Regions from separate parts of the Homo sapiens genome. Here region 2 is linked to region 1. A link is a contact called in ENCODE Hi-C or POLR2A ChIA-PET data. All regions are on one chromosome and are shown on one strand. Each heading gives the region's core, a stretch centred on a gene start or an enhancer-like site at or near the end of the contact. The rest is flanking DNA. Distances are from core to core; before and after follow the strand shown.

Region 1 (6,754 bases), core at 3,245-5,744:
CCCTCACTGAGCAAAGTCTTAAAGGAGGGGGCTTGTCAAGGAGCAAGGAGAAAGTACTCCAGAAAGAAAAAGAAATCACATACAAAAACCCAAAGCAGACCAGGTACTGTGGCTGACGCCTATAATTCAAACACTTTGAGAGTCTGAGGAAGGCAGATAGCTTAAGCCCAGGAGTTCACGACCAGCCTGAGCAACATGGTAAAACCCCACCTCTACAAAAAATGCAAAAATTAGCTGGGCATAGTGATGCACATCTGTAGTCCCAGCTACTTGGGAGGCTGAGGTGGGAAAATCACCTGGGCCCGAGAAGTCAAGGCTCCAGTGAGCCATTGTCACACCATTGCACTCCACCCTGAAGTGAGACCGTCTTTAAAAAACAACAACAACAACAACAAAAACAACAAAAACCCTAAAAACAAAAAACCAAAGCAAAGAGGGAACATAAGTTCTGGGAATGGCAAATGGAGCACGGAGTTACATTCAGCAATTAATTCATCTTGAAGGTTCACCAGAAAGTTAAATCATTTAAAAGTAGACATTTAATAGTTCCATCATTGAAAATCGATATGGCCAAAGTATTAACCGTGGCTGGGAAAGTATGAAGAAGTAAAATAAAGGCAATTTTTTTATATGATTAGGCTAAAAGTCTGAATGATGTTCAATAAGCAATGAGGAAGCACAGAGGGATCCTAAGCATGAGAATTACAAGATCGATTTGCACAGTACAGGGAGGGAATTACAGATTCAAGGTAGGGAAACCAGTCAGAAGGCTACTGAAGAGTCTGGCAGTGGGGTAATGAGAGTTAAATGAGAGCTATCCAAAAGAAATACAATGCAAAGAAATACAATGCAAGTTAAATGTATGCAGCTTTTAATTTTCTAGTAGCCATATTAGAAAAAATAAAAAGAAAGGCTGGGTATGGTGGCTCACGCCTGTAATCCTAGCACTTTGGGAGGCCAAGGCTGGCGCATCACTTGAGCACAGGAGACCAGCCTGAGCAACACAGTGAGACCCTGTCTCTTACAAAAAATAAAAAGTTAGCCTGGCATGGTGGTGCACATCTGTAGTCCCAGGTACTTGGGAGGCTGAGGTGGAAGGATTACCAGGTCGAGGCTGCAGTGAGCTGTGATTGCACCACTTCACTTCAGCCTTGACAACAGAGCCAAGCCCTGTCTCAGAAGAAAAATAAAAAGGAAAAAGAAGTAAGTGAAGGCCAGGCCCGGTGGCTCACACCTGTAATCCCAGCACTTTGGGAGGCCTAGTCAGACAGAGCACTTGAGGCCAGGAGTTCAAGACCAGCCTGGCCAACATGTTGAAACCCCGTCTCTACTAAAAATACAAAAATTAGCCGGGCATGGTGGCAGGCGCCTGTAATCCCAGCTAATCGGGAGGCTGAGGAAAGAGAATTGCTTGAACCCAGGAGGCGGAGATTGCAGTGAGTCAAGATCACATCACTGCACTCCAGTACGGGCAACAAAGTAAGACTTTGTCTCAGGAAAAAGTAAGTGAAAATAATTTTAGTAACAATTTTATTTACAGCCAGGCATGGCAGCTCACACTTGTAATCACAGCACTTTAGTAGGCCAAGGTGGTTGGATCATTTGAGCCCAGGAGTTTGAGACCAGCCTGGGCAACATGGCCAAACCTTGTCTCTACAAAAAAAAAAAAAAAAAAAAGAGCTGGGTGAGGTGTCAGGCGCTTGTAGTCCCAGCTACTCCAGAGGCTGAATTGGCTGGGTGGCTTGAGCCCAGGAGGTGGAGGTTGCAGTATGCTGAGATTGCACCACTGCACTACAGCCTGGATGACAGAGCCAGACCCTGTCTCAAAAAAAAAAAAAAGTATTTACTCCAATATACCTAAAATATTGTCTCACTATGTCATCAATATAAAAAGTTACTGAGAAATTTTATTTATTCAATTTTTGTACTAACTTGAAATCTAGCATGTATTTTATACTTATCTCATTTCAGACCCTAAATTCTCATTGGAAATATTTGATATATACTTAGATTTCATAAAATGACGGATGAAAAATACAGACTCACATACCCAAGTTGTTCAAAACATACTTGAACGTTTTCCAATAGCTGATCAAGTAGCAGTTTCTCAAGTTAATTTAATTACAATTAAATAAAATTAAAAATTTAGTTCCTCAGTCATGCTAGATGCATTTTGAGTGCTCACCCTGCATATGGTTACTGGATTGGACAGTACAGGCCTAAAGTGTGACAAGGAAACTCTGTTGGCACTTCCACCATCAGCATTTCGTGTCTATTTACTATTGAGGTTTTCTGTGTATTAACATCATTAACTTGCCAGATATTAACTATGAAAGTAGTCCTACTGGTCACATAACTACAGTAGCTTACTTTCTCTAGGTCAATGCCAACATCTGTGAAAAAGGAATCATCTAATGACTACACAGAATTGCTATGTAGTACCTCTCACATGGAATGCAGTCAAAAATGTTTATGTGATAAATATATCTTCATCTCCATTACTCAAGGACTAATTCACTTTGTTTGTGGACTACTTAAACTCTTTGCTTCTATTTTCCTAAGGTTCAACCATTCGAGTTAACTACACAGTGTCCAACGACAAAAGATAAAGCAATAAGAAAACCTACTTTCAATTGCATATTTATTAGCAGCATTATGGTATAACAGTTAAGAGCTTAAGCTCTGGAGTCAGACTGTCTGGATTCAAATCCTGGTTTTATCTTTTACTAGATGCATGATTTTGGGTAAATATTTGGCCTCTCTGTGTCGCAGTTCCCTCTTCTGTAAAATAGTGACACTACATATTCTCTTAGGGTTCTTTGAGGATTACAGGAGAAGATACACATAGAGCATTCGTACACAGTACTTGGCACATAGTAGATGCTCAATAAAATTAGTTTATTTTTTGAGGCAGGGTCTTGCTGTGTTCCCCACACTGGAGTGCAGTGGCATGATCACGGCTCACTGCATCACTGCAGCCTTGACTTCCTGGGCTCAAGCAATCCTCCCACCTCAGCCTCTTGAGAAGCTGGGACTACAGGTCCACAACACCCGCTCAGCTAGTTGGTTTTTGTTTTTTTAATTTTTTGTTTTTGTGGGTACATAGTAGGTGTATATATTTATGGGACCGGCTAGTTTTTCAATTTTTTGTAGAGACGGAGTCTTGCTCTGTTGCCCAGACTGGTCTTGAACTCCCAGGCTCAAATGATCCTCCTGCCTCAGCCTCCCAAAGAGCTGGGATTGAAGGCATGAGCCACCCCAGCCAAGATGAGCTTTTTAAACAGAGATGCTGGAGAAAATGAAATTATGGCTAAGGTTAAAAAAAAAAATAGCTGAGATCCTTACACAACATCAAAAAGTAAAAAAGTAGGATTTCTCAAGATTTCCCACATTATCTTAGATACCAAGAAAAAAAAAATCGACTGTAGAGGTAGTAATTTGAAGTCCTCAAAAGAAAAATCATGCATGTGGTTATATTCTTTTAAAAGGGGGATAAATAAGAAACTTCATCTACTGACAGTATACAATTATGCAGTACGGCACAGGTGCAGCCAAGCAAAAAGAAAAACATGAAGCAAAATAGGAAGGCACTGCCTTACCTGCTTCTCCGTTTTCGAGGCGGTTTCTCCACTGTGCCAGTCAGTCTGCAGACCAAACAAATAAGACGGTAACTAAAAGTAACATACAAGAAAACATCTCCCGGCGCTACCGTGCCAGTCAAGAACTAAATAGACCACCCTCTGGGACCACAGGCTCGCCAAGCCCAGATCTGACCTTACAAACGCCTCATGCCCTGTTTCCCCTATTTACCAAGACCTAGCATTCCTGGGACTCACCGTTCCCCCAATTCCCCCTGAGCTCAAACCTTCCTGGTCCCTCACCCCATCCTCGACCCCTGCTCGTCACAGCCCAGCTCCCCAAAATCACCCACCTCCACCTACTCATTGTCTGCCTCGTCACCCCCGCAAGCCCCCCTAGCCTCCCCTTTCCTGTGCCCACCCGTTCCCGACCGTGCACTGCCCCCTCCACGCCCCGCCTCTCCGGGCCCGGCGACCCCCGCATTCCACGGCCCCTCCGGGGGCGCGCCCGCCTTGCCCCTCCCGGCCCCGCGCCGCCAGCCTCACCCCTCGGCGCCCCTTCCCTCACACGCCCCTCTCACCTGGCCTCGAGGAGGCGATCGCGCCCAGCCCGCGCCGCCGCCTGCAGGCGCCCCCAAGGTCCCCCCAGCCTGCACCCCCCGCCCCTCCGGTCTCTGCGCCCCGAATGCTCCACCGCCCCGAGCCGCTGCCCCTGGGCCCGCTCCCTGGCCCCCACCCCATCCCCAACCCCGGCCTCCACCCAGCCCCCGCACCTGGGGGCCAGGCGACTCCGCGGCTGCTGGGGCTGCCGGGCTCCTCTGACCATCCGGCTCCTGCTCCGCCGCGGGAGCTGCTCCGGCGGCCGCAGGGCTCGCTCGGGAAGCTGAGGCGGCGGAGGCTGGAGTAGGCGGAGAGGCGGGAGGAGGGCCTCGCGCCTCTGCCAGGCTTGCCGCGGGGCCCGCCTCCTCCGCGCCTCTCCTCGGCTCCCATTGGCTAGAGCAGTAGTGTGGACGGAAATCTGTCAGTCGATTGGACGCTCGGCCCGTCACATCCCGCGCTGCCCACCCAGAGGTTTGGTTGAGACTGCAGGTGGCGGCGGAGGTGCCTTAGAGATTGCTAGCAGGGCCGGAGGAGACCCTAGCGCCACCATGCGTCTAAAAGTAGGAACTGCACCCCCGGCTCCAGACACCTGCCCCAGGTTCTCCTGGCTCTGCGTCCTGCATACCACACACCTGCTGGCGCCCCTCCACCTCTGCACCACGCCAGGACCGAAAACAAGCCCTGAAATCTCCCAATTTCTTCTAGCAGGTGAGACAGTGAGGCAACTCTCACAAACGTGTTTCCTTTTAAGCCACCTCGAATGCGATCCTTGTCCCTACATCTTGCTGAAATTGTCTCACAGCTCACAGCTACCCCTCAAAAAGGACCCAGCCAGAAAACTCTAAGAATCCACCAAAATAAAGCATGGTTTGGATGCTCAATCCTCTGCAGAAAAGCTCACTAGCTTGGGTGCAGGCTTTTAAGAAAGTAAGATTTTTTTTTAATTACCATGAAAGAAAAATCAGCACTACAAACAGAACCAATGCCATACTAAAAGCAACGTGTTCCATTTTGAAAGGCCTGGACAAATTTGATCCCTGAATGGAAGCTGACCATCCTGATTGTGTGACCATTGCAAGTTCTACACCAATTAATCAATTTTAAAATAAATTGTACTGTATTTTTTGACAAACAGGCATGCAAAACTGCCTTTCATAAGCATAGTTACCCTTCTTCTGCTTTAACAAAGCCATCCTTGAAAATAAGACTCAGCTCATTAACGTATTATAAAATTCTTGAAGGTGGGAAGGCCTCTCTAAATCTCTACTCCTGTGTGAACTTGTTTGGTATATTCTCAGCATCTGTTCAGAGTTGGGAGGAGGCATAAAACTTTCTCTTAAGTCACTTCCATTTTATTAGAACATCTTTTATGCCTCAATAATATGACAGCGTCGAGTAGTACATGTCAACATTGGGGTGGGGAAAATCTCTCATTGATCTCCATAAGCGGCAAAAATTAGGATACTAGTTTTTCACAAAACCAAATGTATTTGGTGTAAAGAGTTGTCTTTTCTTCTGAGATGGTCCTACCTACATCTTTAATGGTAAAATGACTTTCCATTTATGAAGTAATACTGACGGTAAATTGTAGTAGGAATTGAAAAATTGCTTTGAAAAAATGTCAAATCTCTGTTGGTCCCCCAAATTAGTATTTCACGTAATCCTAAAGTCACAGAACCACAAATCACCTCAATCTCAACTAACAGTTTCCACCCATATTATCAAGCCAGAGAGAGGAAAGAACTCGAGAATAATTTGTGTCAGACGAAGGGGGATCATCAACTCACTAGGGAAGTAATCTTGAAATACATTTATTATATTCCTTATTAAAAATCCATTGCCTGCTTTTTAGCATCTTCCATAATTGACCAATCCTCACTGATATATGGCAGATATTGTCAATAAAACAGGACCTATTCATTTCTTACGCCTTCCCAAAAAGGATCCTCGAGTCTTCACATTGTGTCCAAGTGATCTCTGCTTATTTTAACTCTGTAAGACATACAAATCCCATCATTCCAGTCCACACTTAATTCACACTTCCTCTTTATCTTCCCCAATTACTCCATCCTACATCAAACATTTCCTTGTCCAGATGTGTTGTACTTACAAAATCTACACTATGTTAGCAATTATACATTGCCTTGGATTATTCTTCCCAACTACAATGAATTTGAACAAATGGCCTATGAGTATGAGCCCTTAATAAAAGGCAGCTTTGGACCAGATACTGGGTGCTTTGTGTGTGCTATTTTTAATAGTGAGATTAACCCTGCCTGATATTCTCTTATTTTAGACACAGAAACTTAAGATTCAGAAAATTCAATCTGTTCAGGGTCACACAACTACAATAACCAATATTGCTTAAAATAGAGCGCTAAAGAAATACTCTGGTGTGCCCTCTAGGGATTCAAGTTCCAGCTCTCTTGTGCAACGTTAGACAAGTCACCTATCCTCTCTAAGCCTATTTCCTCATCTAGGGGGAGAAAAGTTCTAGAGAAGGATGAACAAGATTTATTAATTTTTTTGAAGTTTGGGCTGGGCACAGTAGCTTATGCTTGTAATCCCAGTGCTTT
Region 2 (5,880 bases), core at 3,352-5,851, 560 kb after region 1:
TTTGAGAGCCTGAAGCAGGCGGATCACTTGAGGTCAAGAGTTCAAGACCAGCCTGGCCAACACGGCAAAACCCTGTCTCTACTAAAAATACAAAAATTAGCTGGGCGTGGTGATGGGCACCTGTAGTCCCAGCTACTCAGGAGGCTGAGGCAAGAGAATCGCTTGAACCCGGGAGGCGGACATTGCAGTGAGCCAAGGTCATGCCACTGCACTCCAGCCTGGGCAACAAGAGCGAGACTTTGTCTCAAAAAAAGAAAAAAAAAAAAAACTAGCTACACATAGTGGCATGCGCCTGTAGTCCTAGCTATTGGGGAGGCAGAGGTGGGAGGATCACTTGAGCCCAGAATTCAAGGCTGTAGTGAGCTATTACCACGAAACTGCACTCTAGCCTGATAGGACGATACCCTGTCTCTAAAAGTTAAATAAATAAATAAGAATAAATTAAAATCCAGATTTCCAGCATCTTTTCCAAAAAGTGTCAAAAGATCCAAGGACACTGGGCCCACTTCCTCACATGGCAACAAGCAAGTGGAGCTGAGCAGCAACTGCTCCCTTTAGTTTGGGCCCGTGCTCTCCAGTTCATCAAGGCCCAGCCTACTCATCCTAGTACATAACAGGCATCGGACTTGGAGACCACTGAGGAAGATGCTCAAACAGAACAATAATAATAATTTAATGAAGATTTGTTTACTCTTTTTTGGCCAGTTTTTTGTGGCTCTATCACACATTAGCTCTGTGACTCTTAAGTAACATATTTAACCACTAAGCCTCTTAAATTTAACACAAGCTGAAATATGCTGACTTCTGAGTCAAAAAACTTCACAAAAACTTCGAACTCACAGAAACAAGTCAGGGCACCTCCCATAGGGAAAAAACGTAATGTGGCCACGAATGGTGGCTCACGCCTGTAATCCCAGCACTTTGAGAGCCCGAGGCAGGCAGATCACTTGAGGTCAGGAGTTTGAGACCAGCCTGGCCAACACAGCAAAACCCCGTTTCTACTAAAAACACAAAAATTGGCCAGGCGTGGTGGCACCTGCCTATAGTCCCAGCTACTTGGGAGGCTGAGGCAAGAGAATCTCTTGAACCCAGGAGGCAGAGGTTGCAGTCAGCCAAGATCATGCCACTGCACTCCACCCTGGGTGATAGAGCAAGACTGTCTCAAAAAAAAAAAAAAAAACAAGTAACGTGACAGAAGTCCTTGTCATATAATAATTTGACATCTACAACTGCGTCCGTAACAGTAAGGCCTATACATCAGAATAACAGATTGCCAGCAAATTATCTTAGGCTGAATCATATAAATCCACTCAACTGCAAAAGTTTCTGAAGTCTTCAGGTATAAGTCAATAAGCAAAACAAGCTCCCCCACCAAAAAAGAAAAACATTTAAAGTAACAGATAAGGCTATGAGCTCCTTTAGTGCAAAGGCCACTTCCATTCCTCGTGATCCCTCCTGTCTCACAATGACTGGCACACTGAAGCTACAGCTCAAGGGCAAGTTTCTCTCTGAAGCCTTTCCAGAGGGTCCGCATCCACATCACAAAGAACAAGCAACATGGTGTAGTAATGAAGAGTGCCGATCTCAGTGTTCAGCAGATAATCCCCTCTATCTTACAGCTCTACCAGCAGCATAAACTCAAGGAAGTTATTCAAGGTCTCTGTGCCCCAGTTTCCTCATCTGTAAAATCAGGATGCTAATAACACCTTCTCACACGAGAAAAAAATGAGATAAAGCATTTAACATCACACCAGCAGAGTAAGTACTCATTACCTACCATCATCAGTGTTTCCTTCTCAGTGTTCTATGGTACCTCCTGGGGACTTCTACCTTAGAACCCACAGTACTTTATTATGGTTCACCTGCACACACACAGACATCTCCTCTACTAGAATGTCAATAACCTCAGGATAGGGACCCAATTTTACTTCTTTTTGTATCCCCAAGGTCTAACATTTTGCTTGGCACTGCTGAAATGAATCGTAGATCCTCGAAGTATTTATTAACTGGAAAAGTTATTAGCAGAAACTGGAATTTACCTCCCTTGCCTGGTACTCAAGCCCTCACTGACTCTGACCCCTACCGCCCCTCCAACTTTACGTCCTTGTACCCTGCTAAAAGAAGCAATGACTTGCATGACTCAGGCTGTAAACTCACTCACCAGTCTAAAACCATGCCTCAAGCATTATACCTTTGTATCTTATAGCTATTTATTTCGGGGGACTTTACCACGTACCAGGCCCTTTATCCCCATTAGTTCAATAAATATTCACAACACTCCATGTGGTCAATATTATTCCCTAACCCAACCCCTAGTTGAAGAAAGTGATGCTTGGAGTTATGTGTCGAAGGTCACATATCCTGTAAGAACAGGGACCAGGAATTGAATCCAGAGTCCATGCCTATTTTCTATAGACTGTCTTCTCTGCTCATATTCAAAGCTGAGCTAACTAACCTACCTGCCATCTCCTTGCCTTGGAAGAGCACAGTCTTTACATTTAAAAGATTTCTGTACCATTCATTTTAACATTCATATGTTTTGTCCTATATAACTTTTGGTTTCAATATGTACTTGCATAAAAAGAGGGAGATGATGTGAGAAAAAGGCAAGACATGTAATGGAAAAAGCACAGATTTAGGCATCAGACAGACCTGGGTTTGAATCCTGGCTCTGTCTCCTACCAGCTGTGTAATTTATTATGGGTCTTCCTAATCTGTAAATTGAGGTTAAAATGATTAAACAATAGAAACCCCTATATAATACCCAAATACTCAAAGTTTAGTTTACCTCAAATTATGAAGCATTACCTGGCCACATCCCATCCCTCAAAGGTGAATAACCCATTCCCCTCCCGCACCTACCACTGTCACAAGAACTCTCACACAATGTACTTATCACGGTGTTAGAATTATTCATTTCCCTTATCTCTCTTTCACTAAATTGAGCTCCCTGGCAGCAAAGACTGAATCTTATATTTATCTCTAATTGCCTAGCATGGTACCTGGCATATATATACATATCCATATTCAGTAAACATTTGCTAAGTTAAATAATTGTAGATAAAAATGAGCGCTTATAGAATTCTAGAGGAAAAATCATTTCCAGGTGGGGTTGTCCTGAATTGGTTGGGTGAGGCCAACTCAGCTGAGCCGTGGGAAGCGTCTCAATAGACTGAAAGAGAAAAGGGGAAACCTAGGCAAGGTAGGGAGAATGTTCTACAAAAATCAATGGAATAGGAAAGAACAAAAATGATTAGAGATCCTACTTATTCAGAGTAATGGATCAGGATGGGGTAATTAAAGAAGGAGACCTTTTCAAGCATAACTGGAAAGGTAACCAGGAGCCAGATTAGGAGATGTAAGGGGGTGTAAGTGCAGTCTGGGACACACAGTAGTTGAAGGTAGGCATGAGCACACAGATGAATGGGAAAGGGCTACCAGCATGCCCCAAATCCCGCAGGTGTGTAAACTGAAAAACATGAAAACAATTATTGCTTCATCAAGAACTCTTTCCGTGTTTACTAGGTACCTTGTGTGGGCTCATAAAATATAAGGAATAAAACCCATATCTAGGCTTCTGCTCAAGTGGGTTTTAACATTACGGATCCACCTCTCCTGCTTGTCAGAGAATGAGAACGCTGCTTTTTTTAAACCAATGGGTCTCCATTTGACTCTTCACACCTGGGAAAGTTTTGAACTTTGCCGATTTGGGTTTATAACAACATGGTGCTTTGTACAGTGCCAGGTACTGTGGTGGGCTTCCAAAGTGACTTTCATTCATTCAAAAGGAAGTTTTAACCAATTTCTGAGTCAATTTGGGGGTCTCTGGTTAAAGTCATAATCTTGTTTACGCTACAATCTCTTTTTCCCAGCCTTAAACAAATCTAAATGACTCCTTGCCACTCCCATAAACAAAGAATGAATCAAAGTTCCAGCAGCACTGTAGCTAGAAAAAAGTCTGTAAGGCTGTTAACCTCTTTAAGGGGGAGGGGGAGAAGGGACGCAAGGAAACAAGGACCACACAGTCAATGCTTGAAAACCTTGATTTTCACATTATGAAGACCAGGGCACCTAGATATTGCCAAGTGCAGGCCCAGAAACTGCCGGAGTCAACTACACCCCCCACCCCCACACTACCAGGTCAGCTGGCTTCTTTTCCCCTAAACCACACACCCGCCTCAGACTCCTGACAGCCTCCAGTTCTGGAAATGGCCAGGAAACGAACGCGCCCGGGCCACCTGAACAAGGGCCCGGCAGGCGGCCCGCCGGGCAGCGCTGAAACTGGAGGGGTGAGAGGGCCGCCAGGTGGGCAAGCTGGTGGGCTGACGGACGGGCGGGGAGCTGGCGGCTGGGGCAACCTTTACCTGAAGCTGCTTCCACACTACGGGCCGGGTCGGCCCCGGGACACGTTCCTGAGGGGAGGGCCCGGCTCCCCCACGCCTCCCGGCCCCTGCCCCGAGCTCTGCACTCTCGGGATCCACGGGGACCGGCGCTCCTCCCGGCCCGCTCAGCTGCCGCTTCCCGGGTTAGCCCTCATGCCCCTGCTGCTCGCCGCCGCCGGCCGGCCGAGCAGCAGCCCTATTACCCCGAGCCGCACACGACCCGGAACCACACCCCGGCGTTCCGGAAGTCCCCGACCGGGAAGGAGCCTCTGGCTGGGGACGTAGTGCGCAAGCCCCAGAGCTGAAAGCAAGGAGCGGTAGCTTCCCGCGGGGCGGGGCCGGGAGGGAGGCCGGGCGCATGCGCGCCGCTTCTCCAGTGCAGGGAAAGGCCTGGGTCGGAGACTGAGTTCTGGCAAGATGCGCCAGTGCCTGGACTTGCCTTGAGCAGGAATCAGTGTTAGGCTTCTCCATCGAATCTTCTTTCTCCCCATTTCCACGGAGAAAAGCCCTTAGTTCGTCCAGAAATGAGTGATGAGGCAGCTCAGCCTCTCTGAGAAAGACCTGGGTTCAAATGCCAGCTCTTATAACTTGCTGTGTGTCCTAGGATGTGACACTTCTCTCTGAGCCTCGGGTTTTCCCATCCAGGGCAATAGTTTCAACTTTAGAGTATATTGCTGTGGGAATCGAATGGGATGATGCTTGAAAAACACCCAGCATAGTGCCTGACACATAGTAAACATGCAGTCAATGTTAGTTATTTCTCTTATTATAATATCTGTAATATGGAGGTGACAATAATCTTCCTCAAGCCCTGCTGGGAGGTTTCCAGGAGATGTAGGAGGACTGGCACAGGGCAGAAGTTCAGTGTGTCTCATGCTGCTCCCTTCCTCTCTCACGGAGGAAATCAGTAGAGAAAGCCACGATGAAGGGGGAAAAAGGATTCAGGGAGTGCAGTGAGAGTGGTTCTCCCACCTGAAAGATGCTTGGGGAAGTCTCTCAAAAACGCACCTTAGCAAAAGAAAAAACTCAAGGTTGAATTTCAGCCCTGAGGGACCCCTGCCCAATTTTAAACTTATTAATAAATATGCCATGGGGCCAGGCACGGTGGCTCACACCTGTAATCCCAGCACTTTGGGAGGCCGAGGAGGGCAGATCACTTGAGATCAGGAGTTCGAGACCAGCCTGGCCAACATGGTGAAACCCTGTCTCTACTAAAAATACAAAAATTAGTCTGGCGTGGTGGTGTGCACCTGTAGTCCCAGCTACTCAGGAGACTGAGGCAGGAGAATGGCTTGAACCCGGGAGGCAGAGGTTGCAGTGACCCAAGATCAGGCCACTGCACTCCAGCCTGGGTGACAGAGACTCTGTCTCAAAACAAAAAAACAAAAAACACGGTGGGTCTACCCATGTATTTCAAATATGGTCATCCATCACTTAATGATGAGGACACAAGAAATGCATCGTTAGCTGATTTTGTGGTTGTGTAAACATCATAGAC

What was found. Hi-C counts contacts between places; a loop is a spot of excess contacts on that map. ChIA-PET counts read pairs that join two places held with the same protein, here RNA polymerase II (POLR2A). Pooled maps may share reads with other maps.
Region 2: a loop to region 1 is called in a pooled map, with 6 times the contacts of the local background. The contact joins the promoter of MAPKAP1 here to the promoter of SCAI in region 1. A Hi-C loop is called at or near these places in 6 of 50 pooled maps. POLR2A ChIA-PET finds 5 or more read pairs at or near these places in 2 of 52 experiments (GM12878 and WTC11).

What each region holds. Positions count from the first base shown.
Region 1 is chr9:125,139,034-125,145,787 of GRCh38, forward strand. SCAI (suppressor of cancer cell invasion) reads right to left here and starts at 4,495. Exons shown (of 18, transcript NM_001144877.3): 1 at 4,352-4,495; 2 at 3,600-3,644. The coding sequence starts at 4,404. RefSeq lists a silencer at 4,114-4,613.
Region 2 is chr9:125,702,607-125,708,486 of GRCh38, forward strand. MAPKAP1 (MAPK associated protein 1) reads right to left here and starts at 4,602. Exons shown (of 12, transcript NM_001006617.3): 1 at 4,365-4,602. RefSeq lists silencers at 4,306-4,535, 4,646-4,815 and enhancers at 4,524-4,818, 4,816-4,975.